2 separate regions of the Homo sapiens genome follow, and region 2 is linked to region 1. A link is a loop called in an ENCODE intact Hi-C map of the cell type or tissue named here. Cell type or tissue: heart right ventricle. All regions are shown on one strand. Links, peaks and the distances in the headings refer to the core of each region. The heading gives the core; the rest is flanking DNA.

What was found. Hi-C counts contacts between places; a loop is a spot of excess contacts. Peaks named below come from ENCODE experiments on the same cell type or tissue, not always from the same donor. Only the 100,000 strongest peaks of a DNase experiment are listed, where the experiment ranks them.
Region 2: it touches region 1 in a loop (4-fold over the local background); 2 of 110 quality-filtered maps call a loop at or near these places.

The regions. Positions count from the first base shown.
Region 1 is chr17:34,036,410-34,044,756 of GRCh38, forward strand. All of the region lies in intron 4 of LOC107987247 (a long non-coding RNA gene), which reads right to left. It also overlaps a transcript of ASIC2 not described here and the pseudogene TLK2P1. Among named protein-coding and RNA genes, the nearest start is that of LINC01989, 140 kb to the right of the region's middle. RefSeq lists a silencer at 2,457-2,657 and an enhancer at 6,697-7,896. In heart right ventricle, for the core only: no CTCF peak of the experiment used is centred there; a DNase peak (open chromatin) is centred at 3,954; H3K27me3 peaks cover 2,536 bases.
Region 2 is chr17:34,100,772-34,109,118 of GRCh38, forward strand. It overlaps LOC107985036 (a long non-coding RNA gene), which reads right to left. Exons shown (of 7, transcript XR_007065718.1): 2 at 663-754. It also overlaps a transcript of ASIC2 not described here. Among named protein-coding and RNA genes, the nearest start is that of LINC01989, 79 kb to the right of the region's middle. In heart right ventricle, for the core only: no CTCF peak of the experiment used is centred there; no DNase peak of the experiment used is centred there; H3K27me3 peaks cover 1,281 bases.

The DNA of each region.
Region 1 (8,347 bases), core at 124-8,123:
ATACCTAATGTTAAATGACGAGTTAATGGGTGCAGCACACCAACATGGCACATGTATACATATGTAACAAACCTGCACGTTGTGCACACGTACCCTAAAACTTAAAGTATAATAATAATAAAATAAAATAAAATAAAAAATAAAAATATAAAAAAAGCACCATCCATGCAAATTTTATTCCATCACAGAGATTAATGAAAAGAAATGGTCCTACTAGCATTTTATCAAGGGCTACTTGTGGACTGTATACTATATTGATACTTTGAATTTGTTTTTTTTTTTTTTTTTTTTTTTTGCATGGACAGATGAACCTTTATTTAAAAAAATAGCACTTCAAATAAATTAAAAGGGACAACCGTCAAGTGTTCAAATTGTGAAGAAATAGTTGAAAACCTAGAGGGACTCCAAGCTGCAGTCTTCTAACCTCATTCTTTGTCCAATGGCAAAAACCCACACATCTCAGTATTCCCACTCAATTTTTTCCCTACTGAGATGAGGGAAGCAATTGCAAACAGGAGACCAGACGAAGGAGAAAGCTGCATCTGATTGGAATGAACATTGCCACGTACTTGCTAATACGGGTTTCACTTTATGACCAAATGTATTCTTTCAAAAATAAAAAAGAGGAGAGGGAAGCTGCATGTTTTTAAAAATTGAAATTATTTAGGGAAAAAACACTAACTCTAGTGCCTTTAACGGGCAATAGCAACTTTTTTCCTCCGAAGTCAAACACCATCCCCAGCTGAGCCTTTGTGCTACAAGCTTTTCAGGAGATGTTACCTAAACTTTATTAAAAGAAAAGAACAAGTTTAAATACAGACACTGGACTAGCCCAGTCTGTATTTTCAAGTCCACATTCTTCATCTGAATCAGGGACCCCCCTGAGTCTGCATGTTTTCAAGTTCACAGTACATGGAACCAGTTTTTCCTTTTAATTTTTTCCTCACTCAGAGCAGCCACACACAGTGGCCGTTGACGCTGGAACCTCGGGCGGGGCCTTTTCCTACAAGGCCTGGCCGGAGCTGCCCAAGGTTTCTCCTCAATGAGAATCGATGCTGTCATGCTCTATGGATGGGAAAAAAGCAAGAAAATAGAAGCACCTGGTACAGGTTTCATCAGATCCATTCGGATTCGCTATGTTCCAAACCCGCTGCTGAACGCCATTTGTCCACTTTGTGTGTGTTGAACAGTTTGTGGCCTTGGAGTCAGTCTCAATTAGAAGAACTGTTATTGGACGCCCCAGAGGTTGATGCAATAGCAGCTCCAGCAGGGCTACTCGTAGAGACTGACTTTTGGATGTGAGGCAACAAGTAGGGATCACAGGCCAGCTGCTGGACATCAATGCGGTCCTCCTTTCGGTAGGCCAAGCATCGTCGAATCAACGCCTTTGCTTCAGGTGTTACTACCGGCTTTGGCGGGAACTGCACTTCAGTAGCTTTAAGAATCGTATTCTCTTGTAGGATGTCTTGCTGAGACTGGTTATGGCCAAAAGGCTTCCTTCCATAAAGACACTGATAGAAGATCACACCCACCGACCACACATCAACTTTATTTGAGATCTTTGGTGGTTCTTTCCCAACCACAAAACACTCTGGTGGTAAATACCAATAAGTACCAGCACCTTGTGATGTTAGCTCCATGCCATCCACTGAATTGTAGCTATCATCATCCATGATCTTCGAAAGACCAAAATCTGTAATTTTTATCTCTCCACACCCTGTACCATTTTCTAAAAGAATATTACCTGGTTTGAGGTCATAGTGTATGATGGGAGGTTTTATTTCATTTAAGTACTTTAAAGCATTCACAATCTGCATGATAATGGACCGGGCCTCTTTCTCTGACATTAATTTGTGCTGTTTCAGGTAGAAGTCCAGATCATTTCCCTCACAGTATTCTAATACTGTACAAAACGAGTCAGTATCCAGTGAAAAGTAATCATACAGCTTAACTATTCTGGGATGGTCCAGCTCTTTATGAATCCGGTATTCCCTACATGCATGCTTGTGGTAATTCTCCTTTTTCTCATCTCTCCAGTTTTTATTTAACTGGTGAATTTTCACAGCTACGTATCTTTGCTCTGTTAGATCAAATGCCTTGTAAACTTCACTGAAACCTCCTCTACCCAAAAGATGTAACAACAAATATCTGTCATTTAGCGTTGGATGATATTTAAATTGTGAATTATCTTCATTATGTATCCTTTTTACTTCCCTGATATGTAGTTTTCTAACCCTTTCTAGCCTCTCCAGCTCTGCCTGGATCTCTGCTTCCTCCTTTTTAAGATGACCTAATCTGAGTTTGAAGATTTCTTCTTGTTCATGGTATTCTTTTAACGTTAACGTTTCATTTTCAGCTCCATTGGTCTTGCTTTTCCACTGTTTCTGCTCATTGGTTGCAGGAGGGGCCTGACCCATGGCAGGAGGTTTCCGCTTTGCTAACATTTTCCGTTGTCTTTCTATCTCTTCCCTCTGTGAATTTATCCTTTCCTGTTGCTTGATAAGATTCTGAAAAGCATAACCATCTGTCCACTGCTCAGTAAATTTGGCTCCGTGTCGGACGTAGTAAAGTAGCCCAGTCTCAAGCGGTCTTGCATGCTCTTATCTCTACACGCCATCTTCTCTTGTTTTGACTTTTCTATAAGGAGTTTCTTGCTCATTGTCACACATCTATTTAATCGTTCCTTGTATTTCTCTAGCATCTTTTGCTGTTCATCAATCTGCCGTCTCAAATCACAGATGGCTCTTAATAAATCATCTATTCTTCCCTCCTTCTTCTCTAAGTCAGAATTCTTACTGTTTTCTAGTGCAGATATTTTTTCTATTGTGAGGTCGGACTGGGTCTGTCTGTGCTGGATGGAGATCTGTTTTTGGGAGCTGCAGGAATGCTCTGTGTTGCCAGATCCCGTAGATGAGGGACTGTTTTGCTGAGCTGAAACAAAAGTGAAGCAGAGGCCAGCTCCCCTTTGCGCCAGCTGCTCTGTGTCAAGCCGAGGTTTTGCTAGCATCACTGACATGAGGGTTGGCAGAGCAGACTGCTCCTCCGTTGCCTCCTTTGCAGCACTGCCATCTAAACCATAGAGGGGCTGTTCTACTCGTCGCGGTAAGGGATTGGATAAGGAATGTTGCAGTGAGGATCGTGCAACTGGTGGAACACTTCTGCCAGGGCTGGTTCCCGGCCCGCTTCCCCCAGCAAACTCAAAGTAATCACTAATTTTATGTCCCCTAGGAGTGCCTTTCCCTTGGCTACTTTCATATGGTTCAGCTTTTCTTTTCCGATTTCGCTGGTCATTCTGCTTTTTCTTGGGAGTCTCTACTTCTTTATCACTCAAGGATCCGACGCTGCACAAGCTCTGGTTGGAAGACTCACTATTAAGTGGTCCCTTACTAACACCTACTCCAGTAAACCTGGCCTCCAATAATTTCTGCCGTCGTGGGTCCAGGCTATGCAATTCTTCCATCATTTCTACTGCCGCCGCCGCCGCTGCCGCTCCACGCTCCTCCCTGGAGGGACCCCGACCCGACCCGGCTGCGGACCGCTCCGCTCTCCCCCTGGGCAGGCCCGGGGCGGAGCCGGGGCCTCTCCTGAGCGCCGCAACCCCCCGCCCGGGCAGCCACCGCCGGCGCCGGGCTCCACGAGAGGGCGGGCGGGGGAGGGGGGGCACGAAGGCCGCAGATCCCCGGGCTCGCGTACAGAGCCAGGCGCCCGACGCGGCCCCGGGCCCGGGCGGCCACGGGACCGGCCTCCTGGCGCCGGACAAAGGCCAAGGGAGGCGCAGGAGGGCCCAGGCCAGGTCAGGAGGTGGGGGCCCGCTCGGCTGGGGGCCACTCGGGTGCGGCGCGGAGGGCGGGGGTGTCGGAACCGCTGGTGCCCAGGACCTGCCTCCGGCCCCTTAATCCGGATCGGTTCGGTCCGGATTAGTAGTGATCGGTGTAAACACACTAGTGAAACCGCGTGTTTCCTCGCGAGATTTGCACGGCTGGGAGGCAGGGGGGGTCCTGGGGGGTGGGGGAAGCGCCGACAGTGGGGGAGGAGGGGGAGGGGACGAGGAAGGTGGGGGGGGTCCCCGCTGCCCCCTGAATTTGTTTATTCACTTAATCATCCTGCCAATTTTATATGGGAACCATCTACCTATTACAGAGGCAGAAAGTAAGGGTTAGACAGGGTAGGGTGACTTGCACAAGCTAACAGTGCTGCCAGGTGAGAGAGTCATCATTGTTGGGCTTCACAGCCTGAGTCCTCTTCATTGCATGGTGCTGCAGGTGACAGCCATGGGCCTGGAACTGCTTCAAGGGTAGTTTCCAGTGTCCTCACCTCTCCCCTTCCCCAGCCTCACCTCTCACATTTCCAGAATTAGCCAGTTCCTATTATTACTGAAGCAATAGTTAAGTTTGAGGGAAAAACACCAAATATAACTACAGTAACAAAATATAATAAGAGTTAACATCATTAACTAGTCATCATGCAATTGCCACAACTATCCTAGGAGGAAGCTATTACCGTTTTGATCATTTTACAAATGATGGAACAGAGTATCAGGGAGATTAAGTAATTTGCACAGGGACACACAACCACTCCAAGAAAAGATGGAGATCCAAATGTTGCTCTTTTCAAGAGGCAGCTCAGCTTAATGGGGAAGTGGGAAAGCATATATCTCAACAAGGAGAAATACCAAATGGGTCTACCATATGCAAAGCACAGTGCTATGCTCTGGAGGGGGATGCAAAAATGAGTAAAGGAGCATATGGTTCTCTGCTGAGAAAGAGAAGGCTCTCACAACACAAGAGTTGAACTTGGGCAAAAGACAGTAGGGTTCCACATTACCGATGTGACTACTGGAAATTCTTTCCCAACTATCCTGGGTCGGAGGCAGAAGAAGAGACTGGTTGGAGAGCCCAGGAGAGCCTCTGAACATTAAGCCAACAGTCTTGAATCATGACAAGAGCCTCTCCACAGAGTCCTCAAATGCACTTCTATTCAATCACTCAGATTTTTCTTCTTTGAGCATCTAAGAGGCAATATGATCAAAGGGAGACAAGGTCGTGAAATAGAAAGAATGATAACTTTGACATCAAACTTGTTATAAACTCCACCTCCCCTTATTATAAGCTCCGAGACCTTGGGAAATTGCATATTTCCCTGAGGCTCACTTCCCTAGCTGTCACTTGTGGATATTAACTCCTCATATGGTGTCAGAGAAGTAAATACTATAACAAATGTAGAAATACATAGCACACACTAACCCTCAAACCAAGTTAGTTCTTCCCCCCTCTCAGTGGGGCTAACACTTGGTGTGAGGTGCTGGCAAAGAAACAAAGACTTTTAATGCTTGTTATCGCTTTCTAGAAGCTTAGAATTTAGTTGGGATTCAGGAGACAGGGACTAGCAGAAGAAAACACATACTGCAATCTCCTAAGTAGTCTTTCACCTTTAATATTCCTCCCTCTGATCCATCCTGTGGAGTACCCTTTAGTAACACAAACCTGATCATGTCCCTTATGACCAAGGAATTATTCTGCTAGGCATATCCCCAACAGAAATATGTCCATATGTTCATCAAAAGACAGGAAAATTTGCTCAACATCATTCTCATTAGAGAATTGTAGGACAAACTCACACGAAGATTCCACTGCACACTTACTAGAATGTTTTAAATCCAGAGGACAAGCTTTTGATAAGTATGTAGAGCACTATAATCCTCATATGCTGCTGGTGGGAATATAAAATGGTACAACCACTTTGGAATCCAATTTAGCAGTTTCTTAAAAATGTAAACAACCACTTATTATATGACACAGCCCTTTCACCTCACATATTTACCTAATAAAAATGGAAGCATATGTCCCCCCAAAACTTATATATGAATATTTAAAACAGCTTTATGTGTAATAACCCACAACTGGTAACAACCCAAACATCCATCAACATGTGAATGATAAACAATAGAATACTACTCAACAATAAAAAAGAACAAATAATTACATACATAAACAGGAATAAATTTCAAAAGTAATTATCCCGAGTAAAAGAATCCAGTCTAAAAACAGCACACGTTGTATGATTCCATCCACATAATATTCTAGAAAATGCAAATTAGTATCTAGTAAGGGAAATCCAATCAGTGGAAGGCTGGAGACAGTGGTAAGGTGTGGGAAGGACAGGAGGGAGGAATGACAAAAGGACAGAAGAAAACATTGATGGGGACTATGAATTTGTTCTCTATCTTGATTGCTGTGATGGTTTCATCCATATATATCCGAACTTATCAAATTGTATAATTTGGGATAGCACTTGGTTTGAGCTGTTGCGGAGAAAGAGTTTTAGTACTTTTTATTGCTTTTTAGGAACTTATAATTTAGTTGAGATTTAGTTTATTAGCAATTTATGCCAATTATAATACAATAAAGCTATTTTAAGGACATGCATTGGAATGTTTACAACAGCTTTATTCATAATAGCCTCGAACTAGAAACAGTATAAATGTTCTTCAACAGTAAAATAAATAAATGTTGATTTATATATTTGCAGAATACTATATAGCAATGACAATAAACAAACTGCAGTTACATACAGCAACATGGATGATTGTCACAAACATAAAGCTGAGCAAAATAAGTTAGACACAAAAGAATACATAGTGCATGATTTTACATGCAGAAGGATGAAAATATACATGAAATAAACCCATGGTGTTAGAAATTAAGAGAGCATTGACTTTTAGGGAAGAAGGAAGGGCATGGTGGCAGGGTAGGATGGGAGCTCCAGGGATGCTGGTGATGCGGTATTCCCTGGTTCTGGTGATTCATTTATGGTGGTATCCTCTTATCATAATGCACTAAACTGTAAACTTGTGAATTTTCTATTTTTCTATATGTATGCTGTGCTTTAGTAAATAGGTTTATTTTTTAAAGGTTATTACATGGTATGTGATAAAAGGCAGCATTGATTGTGGCTAAACAAATGCCTTAAATGGAGGGGGGATGGGAAGCAGTAACATTATTAGGAGGAAGAGCAAAAGAGGTCTAAGGCTGTGTAGCCAGGAGTAGATGCCTAGGCACTTTTGGTTTGACAGACATTTTTCTATTCCTACAATGCAAAATGATTTCAAATATATAAATTTTAAAACCTTCCATTTGTTTAGTGCTTTAGAATTTATAGTTTGCATGGTCACAATTCTGCAAGGATAAGAACTCTGTTAATCCATGCAGAAAGTAGACATTCAGCAAATGTTTACTTGAGTGAATTTAAAACACTTTTACCTTCACTAATTTAATGATTTCTCACAAGTGTTCTGTAGATGAGCAGGGTGAGGGTTATTAGTTTCTTTTCATAGAGGGGAAAACCAAAGCCCCTAGGAGCTGAGGCCTCCTGCAGATGGGGGCAATGGACTGGGTGTGTTTTGAATCCTGGCTGGTGGCCTTTGAGCTCTGTGACCTTGGACAGGGCTGGAACCAAGAGTGCAATTCCCTGCCTTCAGCTGCAGTCTCCCTCCCTGGCCCAGTCATGAAAGCAAAAATGGGTCAAGTTCTAATTCCCTGATGGAGAGGCACACAATACAAAATTGGTGACCTTTACTATTCCAAAGGCATGCATACCCTCCCTGTTGAGGACACACAAAGATGCAACAAATTATCTTTGTTTTTATGGATAAAACAGCTCATACAAAATAAAAGTGGGCCATACCCTTGAATCACACACACACACACACACACACACGCACGCACACACACACACACACACCAAGAAGAAGGCCTGAAGGGACAGCAGCCAATCCCTTTGGAAGAACTGAGGGCTGTGTTGCCAGAGGATGCCCAGGTAGAAGCTAAGTCATGCTGTCCCTGGTGAAAAATTGCTTAGCGTAATTATATCCCCAGAGAATGCAGGCTTCCAGATGGGCCCCAGAGCATCCTTTACATACAGTATTTTAGGCCAATAACATGATTCTAATGAAGTAGGAAGGAAGAACAAGAATAATAAAATTAAAAAGTCAAATTTTCATCCTTAATCTCGAGGGCTGCAAATAGGATGCGGCTGTGGTTCAGAAGCAGAGAACGGAGAGGTGGGGGAAGAAGCCCATTTTGAAAGCGGCCAGGCGTTCCTAAAATGGTCCATGACAAGGGTGAACTTTAATCTCAATTTCTGCAGCTTGACCCACATCCCCTTGGAGGAGGACAGAACTTTTCAATGAGGAGGCACCTAGAGGAGGATCAGAAAAGTAAATACCAAATTCGTCTGTTTCTCCATCTCTCTTCCACTTGAGAAGTCCTCAGAGGATGTGGCCTTTAGTGGACGTGTTTGTCTGGAGTTGAAGGAACGGTGCCTGGGGATGAGTCCAGGAGCCCTGGTT
Region 2 (8,347 bases), core at 131-8,130, 64 kb after region 1:
CTTCTGTTCCCAGGTATCTCAATATCACCTGGGGAACCAGAGCTACTCCCCACTTCCTGGGCTCATATCCAAACTTACTTGATCATAGGAAGCCATGGAGTTTTGTAGTGAAATATAAGGGCTATGGGGACAAATCCCTTGCCTTCTAGCACTCATTGTGTGATGTTGAATAAATAATTTAACTTCTTTGTCCCTCAGTTTTATCAGCTGTAAAAGGGGGTTGATAATAATAGAACCTACTTCATAGAGTTTCTGTTAGGATAAAATGAGTTAATTCTGACAAAAGTCCTTATAAAATGCCTGAAATATAATTCACATCAGCTCTTGTTACTACTTATTAAAACCATCCTAGCATTTCCTAAATGTTCCCCCGCCCAGCTGTTTATAAGCATGGGCATGGAGATCTATTCCTCGACTCTGTAAATGGCTGTTGAGCATCCCAAATGTATCCGGTATTGTTTTAAGTACCAGAGACACATACATATACAAGGCTCAGTCCCTCCTTCAAGGGGCCCACCCACTAGTAATGTAGTGTTGCCAAAACAGTACTCAGACCTTTAGAGATCTGGAAGCCCCTCTGTTTTTCCCCAAAAGTCTGTATTTGGTTACGCTTTCCAGTTCACACAGTACTTTTTCTGCTTACCACTTCGTCAAGTGCTTACCTGAAGGTAACAAACACACGGCTCAACTCTCAACGTCAAGTGAGTACCCAGGGTCACTGAGGGTTCCCACGCTTTTAATGAAATATGCCAGCCTAAGAATGTACAGAGGATAATTTAATGATTTAATAATATATTTTATTTAAAAGATTTTAAAGGCCTGTGAATCTCTCCTTTTGCACCATCCAGTAGGAACCACCAATCTCAAATCCGGTGTTTATGATTTCCATGATTATTTTTGTTAACATTTATTATACAAGTGTATGCCTATAAACAATATGTAAGTCTCCGTACGTGTTTTCAAACTTTATATAGATGATACCACATTGTATATATCCTGTCGCTTGCTTTTTCTAAGGAATGCATTTTATTACGGAAAAATTCAAACGTCTGCAAGTAAACAGAATAGTCTAATCAACTCCTATGTATCACCTGGCTCCAACAATTGTCGACATTCAGCCATTCTTGATTTACCTATGCCATCACCATACCCTACCTCCCATCAATCAATAATTATAGCTTACAGTTCTACTTTTACATTTTATAAACACCTAAATGCATAAACAATAACTGTATGCTTAAAAAAAAAGTAGATACAGCCAGGTGTGGTGGTTCATGCCTGTAATCCCAACAATATGGGAGGCTGAGGCAGGTGGATCACTGAGGTCAGGAGTTCGAGACTAGCCTGGCCAACTTTGAGACTAGCCTGGCCAACATGGTGAAACCCTGTCTCTACTAAATATACAAAAATTAACCGGGTGTGGTGGTGGGTGCCTGCAACCCCAGCTACTCGGGAGGCTGAGGCACTAGAATCGCCTGATCCCAGGAGGCAGAGGTTGCAGTGAGCTGAGATCGCCCCACTGCACTCCAGCCTAGGTGACAGAGTGAGACTCCGTCTAAAAAATAAATAAATAAATAAAAATAAAATAAAATATAAAGATAAAAATAAAAAGTGGATGCATCATGTATCTCTAGCCATATCAAGATACAGAACACTCATATCTACAGAAAATTTCCTCCTTTGCTGAAACTCCTCTTCCCCTCCTGCCACCTCACACCCCAGAAAACCATCATTTTGGCCTTCTCACCTCAGATTACATTTTCCCATTCTATAACCTCATATAAATAGAATCATATGGCATATAGCCTTTTGTGTTCCTTTTGGGAGAGGGGGTTCAGCACTGTCTCTGAGATTTACCCATGTTATTCCATGTATCAATAGATGCTTACTTTCTACTGCTAAGTAGTATCACACTGCAGGAATATAGCACAATTTTGTATTCATTTTCCCATTCATGAGTATTGGGGCTGTTTCCAGTTCTTGGTAATTGTGAATAAAGTTGCTATAAACATTTTCATACGGTACTTTTTGTAGGTATTTGTTTGCATTTCTCTTGGATTAAGGAGTGTTCCTCTTAACGGTTTAAGAAATTACCAAAGTGGTTGTGCTATTTTACATTTTCTCCAGTAATGGACAGGCATTTCATTTGCTCTACATACTCCCCAACCATTGTTGTGAGCTGATATTTCATTGTTCAAGACTTTTGCTTACTTTTATTAAATTGTCATTTTATTGTTGAGTTGAAAGAGTTCTTTACACATTCTGAATAGCAGTCTTCTGTCAGAAATATGCTTTGAAAATATTTTCTTAAGTCTATTTATTTTCTATAACAATGATATATTTTGTTGATCAGAGTTTTTGTTTCTTTTGATTTTTTGCAGGGGAGTGGGAGGGGGGACAGTCTCATTTAGTCACCCAGGTTGAAATGCCGTGGCACTATCATGCCTCAACGTAGCCTCAATCTCCCAGGCTTGAGCCACGCTCCCACCTCAGCCTCCCAAGTAGCTGGGACCACAGGCATGTGCCACAATGCCTGGCCAATTTTTTATTTATTTTTATATTTGCAGAGATGGGGTCTCATTATGTTGCCCAGGCTGGTCTCAAATTCCTGTGCTCAAACAATCCTCTTGCTTCAGCCTCCCAAAGTGCTGGAATTACAGGCATGAGCCACCATGCCTGGCTTGTTTCAATTTTTATGAAGTCTAATTTATCATTTATTTTTTATTTTATTTCAGAGTTTTCAGAGTTTTGTCTTAACATTTTTCGTTATCCTGTAAACATATTTCCCTGTTTTTTTCAATAAGCCTTATAATTTTAGCTTCTATATTTAGAACAGTCATCTCTAATTAAATGTGGTGTGTGTGGTGTGAGGTCAGAGATTGGGCTCACTTTTTTTTTGCACAGATATCCTGTTGTTTCAGCACAATTTGTTGAAAATACTTTCCTTTTTCCTTTGAGTGACTTGCTGTTTTTGTCAAAAATTAATTCACCATAAACATGTGTATCTATTTATGTATTCTCTGGTCTGCTGCAGTGATTGATGTGTCTATCTTTATGCCAATATCTAACTGTCTTAATTACTGTAGCTTTATATTCATATGTCTTGAAGTCAAGTAGTTTGAGTTCTTCAGCTTTCTTTTTCAAGATTGTTTAGGCTATTCTAGGTCATATGCATTTCCATATAAATTCTAGAATTGTTTTATCTATTTCTATTTTTAAAAAGCCTTATGGAGTTTTGATTTGAATCATGTCGAGCTATGGATCGCTGTGGGAAGGTTTGACATCCTAACAATATTGAATTTTCCAACCCACAAATATAGTATATCTCTTCATTTATTTATGTCCTCTTTAACTTTTCTCAGCAATATTTTGTAGTTTTCAATATAGAGGATTTACATATCTTTTGTTAAATTTATCAAGCATTTTACATTTTTATAAAATTGTGAATAAAATTTTAATTTTATTTTCTATTGCTTTCTGCCAATATATAGAAATACAACTGATTTTCCGTATGTATCTTATAGTCTGAGATATTGTTAAGTTTATGTAAATCGTTCTAGGAGTTTTCTTTGTTCATTCCTCAGGCTTTTCTTATAAAATTGAATACTATCTGTGAGTTTGAATTAATTAAATAAAACTTTTGTTTATAGAAACAAATTCTTCCTTTTGAGTCTTTATGCTTTTAGTTTTCCTCGCATTATTGAACAAGCTAGAGCCTTCATACAATATTGAATAGAAGATTCAGCATTCTGGCCTTTTTTTTCTGATCTTAGGGGAAAAGCATTCAGGGCTTCCCCATCAAGAATTAACAATAGACTCTTGCACATGCTCTCTATCAGAATTGGGATTCTAGTTTGTTAGAGGATGGCTATTCCAATTTGCTGAGAATTACTGTCATTAATGAGTGCTGGATATTGTTAAATGCCTTTTCTCCATCTATTAAGATGATCATATATGTTTTTAACTTTAATATATTAATTAACCAGATTACATTGATTAATTTTTAAATGTTGAACCAAACTTGTATTCCTGAGATAAAATTTAATTGGTTATAATATTCTTTTTATATATTTCTGAAAAATATTTTGCTACAGATTCTTGCATCTATGTTAATGAAGAATATTTTCTTCCCTTTTAATGTCTTTGTCATGGTTTGATATCAAAAATCAATTCATAAAATGGGTTAAGATGTTAAAACATGTATTTTCCTCCTCTATTTTCTGGAAGAGGTTGTAAAAGATGGTACTACTTCCTCCCTGAATGTTTGCTAGAATTCACCTGTGAAGGCACTGGAACCAAGAGTTTATTTGTTGAAATGTTTTGATTTAAAAATTCAATTTTTTTCATGGGTATAGTTATTCAGAATTTCTATATCATCTTGTGTTAGTTTTAGTTTCATGGGCAGTTGGTCAGTTGACTCAAGGCGTTTGCTCATTTCATCTGAATTGTAGCATTTTCTTGCATGATTTTTTAAATAGTATTTTCTTTTTATCCTTTTAACATCTGTAGGATTTATAATGATATTCATTTCTTAATTCATGTTATTATACTATAGATAACTTGTGTTTTTCCTGTTTTTGTTTTTTGGTCTAGCTAGAAGTTTATCAAATGTATTAATCTTTCCAAAAGCAATTTCTGGATTTCTTGGTTTTCTATTTTTAATTTTTAAAAATTTCTGCTGTTATCTTTATTATTTCCTTTCATCTACCTTTTTTTTTTTTTTTGCTTGTTTTTATTTTTGGTCTTTATTGGCAGAAACTTAGATCATTAATTTATACCTTTCTTCCTAATATAAACATTCAAACTTAACATTTGTTTCCTCTAAGCACTGAATTAGCTTCATCCCTTGCTTGTTTGGATACTAGTTAATAATTACAAAAAATAATGACAGTTATTAAAAAAATAAAAAGGACACTAAAATATTCTTTGTACAGATTCACCTCTGTTAATATTTCTTGACATTTCAAGTTCTCTCTTGCTCGTTCTTACTATGTATATGTGTGGGTGTATTTTCTGAAACATCTGAAGGTGATTTATATATATTGTAGACATTTATCACTAAATAATTCAATGTGTTTCCCAAGAGTAGGAGTACTTTCTTACATAACCACTGCAATTATTAAATTCATACATTTACATTTATGTTATACTTCAATCTAGTATACCATCCATATTGTAATTTTGTCATTTAACCTAAAAATGCCTCTTATAATGTCTTTTTCTCCTGTAGCACAGGATCCTATCTAGTTGTCAAGTTTCTTTAGCCTTAAATAGTCTCGAATGTTTCCACAGTCTTTCCTTATCTTTTATGACAATAACATTTTTGAAAAATACAGCCCTACTACCATTTAATAGAAAGTTATTCATTTTGGGTTGTCTAATGTTTCCTTGTGATTAGGTTCAGGTCACACACTATCTTAGGATATCACAATTGGAGATACACAATGTCCATCTTCCCTCATTGGTGATGTTAATTTGATCATTTGTTCAAGGTGTTGCCAATTTTTTGAAAATATAGTTATTGATATTTCTCTTTTAACTGACAGTCAGTATATGAAGTATCTTTCTCTCATCAAAATACCCCTCCCTAGATTCAGTATCCATTGATTATTTTTACCCATTTTTACTACGATGATCACAAAATGATGATTTCCAAGCTCCAGCACTCCTTCCATATTGATTAGTTGGCCCTCAGCATTCTAATGCCAGGAAGAAACCTCCCCTCTCCTGTATGTCTGCATGTATGTATGTATGCACCTATTTATCAATCATATCTATCTATCCATCTATCTAATCTATATACTCAATAAATGTGTCTACCTACCTAATGAATCTAATATGGATATTGATTCATGCATTTCTATTTTTCCATGATTTATCATTCATTACTATCCTTAATCATTTTGGCGTTCAAATTTTTAGAAATTTGGTCAGTGAGAACTCCTTAAAGCTAGTTCCTGTGTCCCTGTGACATCCTCCCACCATGTTTTAAAGCACTTTCTTATTTTCCTACATAGTGAGATATTCCAGGTTCATCTTTTACCCCAGTTCCAGCCCTGGAATATGAAAAGTCCTAGTTTCTTTAATTGAGAAATGGTAGTAGAGACAAAATTATGGGTGCTATTTATACTTATTATTCCAGGAGTATATTTGCTTCTTGGCTCTTTAGCAAACAGAGCTAAGAAATACATGCATGGACATATATATGTACATGCATATTTACATAAATATACATATGCGCAAACCTAGATATGCATACATGCAGGTGCATACATATATGTTCACTTAAACATATATACACACATATATGTACATATTTAGAGATATCTCCAGTTCCAATCCATCCTCAGGATTATTTTGTGACTTCTCCTGTCCCATAGTATGTTTGTATACCTTCTTTCACAATGAGAACTTTGACCCTCGGTATCATTTACACATCTACTCTTTTGGCTTGGCACAGTGGCTCACAGCTGTAATCCCAGCACTTTGGGAGGCCAAGGCAGGCAGATCACTTGAGTCCTGGAGTTTCAGACCAGCCTGGAAAACATGGCAAAACCCCATCTCAACTAAAAATAAAAAAATAAAAAATTAGCTAGGGGTGGTGGTGATCGCCTATAGTCCCAGCTACTTGGGTTGCTGAGGGAAGAAGATCACCTAAGCCTGGGAGGTGGAGGCTGCAATAAGCTGTGATCACGCCACTGTACCCCAGCATGAGTGACAGAGTAAGATCCTGTCTCAAACAGAACAAAGCAAAACAAAACCATTTACTCTTTTGTTCAGTTCTACAGTATCTTAAAGTACATTCAGAATTGCTTCACTCAAACACTATGATAGGCAAACCTACTAAAAGGAGTTTATCAATTATTTTCAATTCTCCCCCACCACAAGTCCAATCTGACCAAAACTAAAGGTAGTCACAAGTTGTGTTCATAAGGTACTCAAAATAGTTTGTTCTTTATTCCCTTCCAGCTAGTTATGGTATTAATTTGAAATATAATTAGGTTCATTTGTCAGTTTGCTTTCAGTTTTAGGGTTCTCTCCTTTACATTTTTCGGCTTTAATTTAATTTGGGGGTTATACTGACATTTTATTATTAGCATGCATCCGAAAGTCAAATATTTGAAAATACGTAATTAGAAAAGTGTCACTCTTTCTCATACTTTTCCATCCCACCTCGCCTCACACTTTGTAGGTATCCAATTTCACTATTTTCCAGTTTATCCTTCTTATGTTCTTTATGTAATGATAAGCAGATATGTGGCTATTTCCTTACTTACCCTTTTTCTTACACATGCTCATTTGTATCTCGCTTTTTTTTACTTATAAACATCTCTTTGAAATCATTTTGTATCAGTTCACAAGGATCTTCCTTACTTATTTTCAACAACTACATAATACTCCATTGAGTGACTGTGCCATAGTTTATTCAACAAAACTGCTCTGCTGAAACTTTCTGGAAGTTCCAATTTTTTGAAATCTCAAATATTGCCACAATAAATATCCTGTTCATGCATTTTTTTATATAGTTGTAGGTGCTCCTAGATGTGGCTCTCACAAATTGTGATATGATAAATTGTCTTTATCATTTAGATTGAAATATTTTATAATTTTTCCTTGTGATTTCTTATTTGAACTATAGTTTATAAATGTATAGTTTAATTTCAAAATATTTACTTTTATTGGTTTCAAATGTAATTATGCCACTGTCATATAACTTACCCTATTACCCTATAAGATTTCAAACTTTTGAAGTTTACTATGACTTGTTTATGATATTTACGTTATATGGTGTATCGTGGTGAACACTCCTCGTACATTTGAAAACATTTTGCAGTTATTGGGTTTAGTGTTCTATAAGTGCCAATTAGGTCCAAGCAGTTTACTGTGTCATTCATATATTTCATATCATTGTTGATTCTTTGTGTAACTGTTTTATCAATGACTAAGAAGAGTGTTAAAATCAACTCTAATAGCAGATATGTCTATTTTGATTTTAGTTCTGTTATTTTTTTCTTCGTTATATTTTGAAACTCTGTTAAGTGCATATCCATTTATAATTGTTATGTCTTCCTCACTTATTGACCCTTATATGTTAAAATATGCTATTTTTCTTATCCATAATACTCTTTATCTTGAAATTTATTTTGTCTAATGTTATTTTACCCCCTATATCTTGGTTATGGTTAGTGGTGTTTGCATGGAATATCTTATCTTTTTACTTTCAACATATTTTGTCTATTTTCTTTTTTTATTTGTTGATTTATTTTATTTTATTTTATTTTTATTTTATTTTATTATTATTATACTTTAAGTTTTAGGGTATTTTGTCTATTTTCAACCTATGTGT